2 separate regions of the Homo sapiens genome follow, and region 1 is linked to region 2. A link is a loop called in an ENCODE intact Hi-C map of the cell type or tissue named here. Cell type or tissue: natural killer cell. All regions are shown on one strand.

Region 1 (4,000 bases), 270 kb before region 2:
GCAGGTGTGTGACGGGCCCTCCAGGTATGTGACAGGCCCTCCAGGTGAGTGGTGGGCCCTCCAGGTGTGTGACGGGCCCTGCAGGTGTGAGGGGCCCTCCAGGTGTGTGAGGGGCCCTCCAGGTGTGTGATGGGCCTTGCAGGTGTGTGAGGGGCCCTCCAGGTGAGTGGTGGGCCCTCCAGGTGTGTGACGGGCCCTGCAGGTGTGAGGGGCCCTCCAGGTGTATGATAAGCCCTCCAGGTGGATGGAGTGCATTGGCCTGGAGGTTCCCTGTTTCCCATCACACAGCTCCTCACCGCTCACGGCCTTGCCTGTCGAGAGCAAGGAGGTCGAGAGTGTGTGTGTTGATGGTGATGGGCGGGAGGGGGTCGGGGTGAGGGTCTGTCTGGTAGTTTTCGGTAAAGGAGTTCTTTCCTGGGGCAGCACCCACACCGGGCCGTGTGGGAACCTGAGGCCCCGCTTTACCCAGGAAGCCTAGCAGAGAGAGTTTCCTGGGAAGGGGAGGTAAGTGGGGCATTTATCTCACTCCCCATTTTAGACAAGAATGGAGCAGCGCAGGCCACGGAGATGAGGCATGGGCTCTGGACTGTGGCGTCAGCCGCCTGGGTGGGAATTCCAGCTCCACTTGCCACCCTCACAGTGGGGCTGGGCCCAAGCAGGTGTCGTCTGAGACCAGCAACAGCTGCCTGATCCCCAAGGGAGAGACAGCCCCGTCCCAGGAGGCAGCCCGGGGTTGCCAAGCTCAGGGGGAGGCAAAGGCCACACTGGGCCCAGCTAGCATCACCTGTGGGTAGCTGAGCGAGGGTAACAGAGCCGCCTGCCCCGAGGGGCACCACGATGCGGGATTTCCACGTCTATTTGAGCAACATAATTAGCCGCTTCATCACATTTTCTACTTCTCTGTGTCTGTAACATGGTCTGAGCTCGCTCTCCAGAGAAGCACGGTCCCTCCTGTCTGACCCGGTCATGGGATTGGGGGTTGTCACCCAGAACAGCAAATGTGCATCACGCTGCAGGACCTGCTGGTTGGTCGGAAGCAACTGGAAGGTCTGGCAAAATTCTGGTCCAGTGAGGCCTCCCTTTCACAGAGATGGGAGGTGGCCATGTGGCTGGCCCTGCTGCCGCTGCCAGGGCTGCATCAGGGGCACCCGAGCAAGGCTCCTCCAGCAGGACACCGGGAGCCAGGGCCACAGCAACACCCAAGCAACCGTGTGCCCTCTCCTTGGGGTGGGAAACCAGCCAGCTCCACCTGAAATCTAGAGTGCCCAGAGCCTTGAGGCACTTGGTTCCTGACACCTAGAAGTTCAGCTCTTGGGACGTCGGAAGTGAGGTGTTGCTTTCAAGGACAGGAAGCCCGTACACTGGCCAGGAGCAGGAAGACGCAGCAAAGCTCAGCCCCAGATGGCTTGGCTGGATCTTTCCATGAAGCTGCTGAGGAAACAGTACTGTCATGCCTCTGCAGCTTCTGATGACGCCCTGAGGCCAGTCCTCAGCCTGGGGCCTGGGAGTGACTTCAGGGCTGCAGAAGAAAAGGGGTGTGGGTGTCACTGTGGTGTGGGTATCACTGAGGTGTGGGTGTTGCTGCAGCATGGATGTCCCTGTGGTGTGGGTGTCCTTGTGGTGTGGGTGTCCCTGTGGTGTGGGTGTCGCTGCTGCATGGGTGTCACTGAGGCGTGGGTGTCACTGAGGTGTGGGTGTCGCCGTGGTGTGGGTGTCGCTGAGGTGTGGGTGTCGCTGCTGTGTGGGTGTCGCTGAGGTGTGGGTGTCGCTGAGGTGTGGGTGTCGCTGTGGTGTGGGTGTCGCTGAGGTGTGGGTGTCGCTGAGGTGTGGGTGTCCCTGTGGTGGGGGTGTCACTGAGGTGTGGGTGTCGCTGAGGTGTGGGTGTCGCTGTGGTGTGGGTGTCCCTGTGATGTGGGTGTCACTGTGGTGTGGGTGTCACTGCTGCATGGGTGTCACTACCATGTGGGTGTCCCTGTGGTGTGGGTGTCCCTGTGGTGTGGGTGTCCCTGTGGTGTGGGTGTCGCTGCTGCGTGGGTGTCACTGAGGCGTGGGTGTCACTGAGGCGTGGGTGTCCCTGTGGTGTGGGTGTCACCGTGGTGTGGGTGTCGCTGCTGCGTGGGTGTCACTGAGGTGTGGGTGTCACTGTGGTGTGGGTGTCCCTGTGGTGTGGGTGTCACTGTGGTGTGGGTGTCACTGCTGCATGGGTGTCACTACCATGTGGGTGTTGCTGCTGTGTGGGTGTCACTGCAGCGTGGGTATCACTGAGATGTGGGTGTCGTTGCCACATCGGTGTCGCTGCAGTGTCAGTGTCACTGCCGTGTGGGTGTCACTAGGTGTCATGTAGGTGCCATTGTGGTGTGGGCAGGACGTTTCCCTTCACTCTCAGAGGGACGGACCCGTACCCTGAAGTCCAGATTCACATCCTGTCATGGGGACAGCCTTAATTGTCACAGTCATGCCTCATGACCTTAACTTTGTGACTCCAAGCCTTCCAGACTGGGCAAAACCAGTCAAACAAACAGACACCATGACATGTGTGGCATTCGACACAAAAGCATTGGGCTGATCTGAGGTGGGAGTTTTGCTGGACCAGGGACTCATCAAGAATGTGCCTCCTTCAGTCTGGACATGGCCTCTCTCCTGCTTTGAAACCCTTCAGGGTTTCATTTATTTTTAGTTTTTATTTTTTAATGCTCAGGGAAGTCAGTGAAGTCAGGTGGAGATGGAGGAGGTGTTCTGTGTTTCACACTCAGGCATCGGCCTTGTGTGGGTAGCGTGTGGGTGGGGACTCTGAGGGTTTCGAGCCCTGAGGTGTCCTGTTTTGGGCTGGATGGGGAACTGCTCAGCTCCTTCCACTGCATCAGGCCCCGGAAAGTGCTCTGCAAGGAGGAAGGGGCTCAGGAGGGCTGCCCGCCTCACCGTCCTCCTCCCAGGAGCCTGTGGTGAACGGGCATGAGCTCATCAGACAAGACCCAGAGCGGAGGACAGAGGGGCCGTACCAGGACCACCTGGTGGAGGGATGCCCAGCCTCGAGGAGCACCTGAACCTGGAGTCTGTGTGGGGATCAAGACGGCCCACATGGGGGAGGCACAGAATCTCCTAGGAGTCCTGGTTTCCAGGATAACGGCTGCTTTCCCAGAGCCTGAGGGATATTGTGTCCTTCTGTTCTCTAGGGAAGGGCCCTTCCTGGAGGTGAGCTATAAGCAAAGTCATTTCAAGGGGGTTGCTTGGGGAGCTTTGATGTGGGGCCCCAAATGCACGTGGGTCCTAGCAATACCATTGTGAGGTAGAGGGGCCACTGCGCCTTTCCAGTGCCTGGCTCTGGCCTTAGTCAATGCCCCCGCTCTCGTGTGGAGGGGTGGCCGTGGCATGACCCCCGTACATAAGGAAAGACACAGGCTCCTCAAGCAATGAGCGGCGGTATCGGGGTTGACCTGCTAACATCATTGCCTCTGGCTGAGGAGGGGAAACCCACTTTGTACTTTATACTTTTGTTTCTGCACCCATTGATTTTTAAGCAAAAGCATGTATTACTATCCTAACCAACATAATTGAAAATTTCCAGAGAGCCCCTTCTGAGGGGGAGACTTTCATGGAAACTCAGAGAGGCTTCCATTAGTGACGGGAGAAACAGGCCTGGCCCTCCACACGGACACGCATCCGTCACAGCCAAGGATGAAGGCCTGTGTGCTGTGTGGTTGTCTTAGGCTGTTTTTATGAGACGGAGTCTTGCTCCGTCGCCCAGGCTGGAGTGCAGTGGCGTGATCTTGGCTCACTGCAAGCTCCACCTCCCAGGTTTCACGCCATTCTCCTGCCTCAGCCTCCCGAGAAGCTGGGACTACAGGCGCCCACCACCACGCCCGGCTAATTTTTTGTATTTTTTTAGTAGAGACGGGGTTTCACTGTGTTAGCCAGGATGGTCTCGATGTCCTGACCTCGTGATCCGCCCACCTCGTCCTCCCAATACTGGGTGAATTATCACACTTCTTTCTGACCATTC
Region 2 (4,000 bases):
TCTCCGCAGGCCCAACAGCCCCCGCTCCAGTGGCGCAGAGACCCCCGAAGGCCGGCACCTGGACGTTCCCCTTGAGCTATTCACTTAAGAAGAAAAAACAGTCCAGTCTCCATAGGGCACTCTTCTCATCCATTCTGAGAATTGAAAATCAGGCTTTTTGTTTGTTTTGTTTTTAACCTCAAACAGCACTGTTTCTAAACCACGGGGAGTGAATCCAAATCTGAAGACAGAATATGGACTGAACTTCGGGGCTCCCTGGGCTGCTGGCTGTCAGCTCACCTGTGCCCACCTACCCCGTGCCCACCTGCTTTACTTACCATCCTGGAAAGACTTCTCAGTCTCAGCCATGGCCCATGGCAGCCCAGGCAGCCCTTGCCTTCCGCTCTCTGCGAGGGAGCCCCTGGAGGGCGGCAGTGGAAGAGACGCTCTGAAGCCTCAACAGCTCCAGAGACCAGTGGGCAGCCTTTCCATTCCTGTGTGCCGGCCTGACATCCCCCCGCGTGAACTCCCTTGCACACACACGAACACACACACACAGAGATTACCCACACGCCCATTCAAACAGCAACTTAATAACAAGGAACTGAAAAAAAGAAAGGCTATTAGACCCAAATGAGAATCACAAGGTGGATCCCAATGAGAACTGTCTGCAGCATCACACTCACCGCTGTGTCTGAGAACAGGATTTTCCATTTCGGCAGTGGATCTAAACCTGATGCCCAGGACCTGTTTTAAGCAGTGAATCAAAGATCACAGAAGTTAAAGTTTGGCAAGTTTTCGACGTCAAGGAGATGGAAAGCCTAAAATCAGTTTCTGAACCACTAAATTAGAGGGAACAGCCTTGCTCGCGAATTTTCCAGAATTCCACAAACAATTAAGAAGACCCAGGGTAGGAAGCACATACAATTTGTTTTCTTTGATGGTTAAGTTGGTTTAAGGCACAGAGTTGAGAAGACAGGCAAGAAGAAGCAACTGTTCAAGCCCCAAGGAGAATCCTGAACCGACCCAGCCCCCAAGGAGAATCCAGAACCGACCCAGCCCCCGAGGAGAACCCAGAACCGACCCAGCCCCCGAGGAGAACCCAGAACCGACCCAGCCCCCGAGGAGATCCCAGAACCGACCCAGCCCCCGAGGAGAACCCAGAACCGACCCAGCCCCCGAGGAGATCCCAGAACCGACCCAGCCCCCAATGAGATCCCACAACCGACCCAGCCCCCGAGGAGATCCCAGAACCGACCCAGCCCCCGAGGAGACCCCAGAACCGACCCAGCCCCCGAGGAGACCCCAGAACCGACCCAGCCCCCGAGGAGATCCCAGAACCGACCCAGCCCCCGAGGAGATCCCACAACCGACCCAGCCCCCGAGGAGACCCCAGAACCGACCCAGCCCCCGAGGAGATCCCAGAACCGACCCAGCCCCCGAGGAGATCCCACAACCGACCCAGCCCCCGAGGAGATCCCACAACCGACCCAGCCCCCGAGGAGACCCCAGAACCGACCCAGCCCCCGAGGAGATCCCACAACCGACCCAGCCCCCGAGGAGACCCCAGAACCGACCCAGCCCCCGAGGAGATCCCACAACCGACCCAGCCCCCACGGAGAACCCAGAACCGACCCAGCACCTGGGCAACATTCTGCCCCCGGCCTCCTCCACTTGCTGGGCATGCATCACCGTCATCTGCAGCCACTTTCCCCAATGCCAGAATCAGAAATTTTCAAAATGGTTGAATAGTATTTGGTTATTTTTTGATAGGATATAATGCTTTTGTTCCTTCTTTGACTTCACGTTTTCTTTGTTCTCTAAGCTAAATGCCAGCATTTAAACTGTATACCGAGACACACAATTGTGTGAATATTAGCTTGAGGCTCTCTTAAGACAGACTCAGATATCCAAAGGCTTTGAACTCACAGAATTTTGTAAAACTCGAAGCACATTCGCACTGCCCTTTGGAACCTGCCTTGTCTACAGAGCTAATAGGCAAGACCCAGCTCACCCAGGGGGCTCGGGGATCCCCAGCCCTGCGTGACTTTGCAACACCAGCTGAGATGCCTGGTTCCCAGTTAAGTTACTAGGATGAGTTACAGCACTATTTATTCAAAACTCTGAGAGGCCCGTGTTACTGCTAATTCCAATTTTAACTTTTCTTCCAGAATGGCAGGAAGCGATGAGGGCAGCTGAGGTTTCCAGAGCTCGTGTGTAGCAGGCGCCACGGCTAGTGCATCATGTGAAATTATGTTGCTTTTCTCAACTGTGAGGTGGGGACTCAACATGGTTTCCATCGCAGCCCATACAGGCTGCTGTGGTTGACCAAGCTTCCTTTGCTGGCAGGGCTGGGTGTGTTCTGCTGGCTGCAGCTCACCACCATGCTCAGAATGGCTCATAATCATTTGTTGTGTACTGTTTTTTCCAAAGACACGTCTCTGAGACTACGTCAGCTGCACCTGGACATGGTCACACGTCAACATCATACAGAGTGGTTTCTCAGGTAGCAGAAAGTGACAAATGAGACACGGTTATTCTTGTAAGGCAACTGTGAAATAACAGGGTATCACACAAATTTAGGTGGCCATTGTCTTCGTCTCAAATTTTCTCCTTAAGAAATTAAAAACAGGAGAGAAAAACAAGTTTTCGATTAAAAAACAAGGAGATCCTGGGATCTCCGTGGGGGCTGGGTGGATCCTGGATTCTCCTCGGAGGCTGGGTCGGTTCTGGGATCTCCGTGGGGGCTGAGTCGGTTCTGGGATCTCCTCGGGGGCTGGGTCGGTTCTGGGATCTCCTCGGGGGCTGGGTCGGTTCTGGGATCTCCACGGGGGCTGGGTCGGTTGTGGGTTCTCCTCGGGGGCTGGGTCGGTTCTGGGATCTCCTCGGGGGCTGGGTCGGTTCTGGGTTCTCCTCGGGGGCTGGGTCGGTTCTGGGTTCTCCTTGGGGCTTGAACAGTTGCTTCTTCTTACCTGTCTTCTCAACTCTGTGCCTTAAACCAACTTAACCATCAAAGAAAACAAATTGTATGTGCTTCCTACCCTGGGTCTTCTTAATTGTTTGTGGAATTCTGGAAAATTCACGAGCAAGGCTGTTCCCTCTAATTTAGTGGTTCAGAAACTGATTTTAGGCTTTCCATCTCCTTGACGTCGAAAACTTGCCAAACTTTAACTTCTGTGATCTTTGATTCACTGCTTAAAACAGGTCCTGGGCATCAGGTTTAGATCCACTGCCGAAATGGAAAATCCTGTTCTCAGACACAGCGGTGAGTGTGATGCTGCAGACAGTTCTCATTGGGATCACATTTTCTTCTCTGTTCAGGTGGAGGCATTTCATACATTTTTTACCAGGACCAGACAACCTTGGCAAATCATCTAGAAAGCACAGTAAATGTGAAAATGTGATTAAATAAACAGGTGTTGGATTTCAGAATACTGTTTTATTTTTTTTCCTCAAAAGACATCTGCTTACCAATCTCAGTGTTACTGGGGCTGAAGGCCATGCTCTTTCCAATGATGGGACTACACTCAAGTGCTAATTTATTACAATTACAAGTTTCCCTTCACCACTGCTGATGGCATAATTTGACCACAAGTGTTTTGCAAATATATCACACCTGGTATTCCAGGACCCACTTCAACCACTGGCTTGACTCAGAATTTTCCAACAGGGACAATTAGCATGTGCCACCTGCTGGAAACACTAGCCACACCTGAAGTGAAAGGAGAATCCTGGAAAGTCTTCCCCTGGAGCTACCAGACTCCCCACTCTCGAGTCTGGTGGACACGGCACTGTCAGGACCCCTCCCCTCGGCAGAGAGTGGTGGTCGGCTGCAGGTCTGCCCACCGTCTGACGGGATTCCAGCTCTGCCCCAGTGCTTGGCACCTGGGTGCTTCTGTTAAACCCAGTCCCTCCCAGACCCTTCCCAGATTAAACCTGGACCCAGGACCCCGCCCTTAGCTGCATTATCACTGCCCAGCAGACCTGACCCTAACCCTAACCGCCAGAGATCCTGTTAAGC

The links. Hi-C counts contacts between places; a loop is a spot of excess contacts. Peaks named below come from ENCODE experiments on the same cell type or tissue, not always from the same donor. Only the 100,000 strongest peaks of a DNase experiment are listed, where the experiment ranks them.
Region 1: it touches region 2 in a loop (10-fold over the local background); 1 of 110 quality-filtered maps calls a loop at or near these places.

The regions. Positions count from the first base shown.
Region 1 is chr13:113,874,498-113,878,497 of GRCh38, forward strand. No RefSeq gene overlaps it. Among named protein-coding and RNA genes, the nearest start is that of LINC00454, 7.0 kb to the right of the region's middle. RefSeq lists enhancers at 1-10, 11-557. In natural killer cell, no CTCF peak of the experiment used is centred here; DNase peaks (open chromatin) are centred at 1,654 and 2,094; H3K27ac peaks cover 1,702 bases.
Region 2 is chr13:114,146,371-114,150,370 of GRCh38, forward strand. No RefSeq gene overlaps it. Among named protein-coding and RNA genes, the nearest start is that of RASA3, 16 kb to the left of the region's middle. RefSeq lists enhancers at 1,950-2,009, 2,340-2,519. In natural killer cell, no CTCF peak of the experiment used is centred here; DNase peaks (open chromatin) are centred at 390, 2,361 and 3,551; H3K27ac peaks cover 1,528 bases.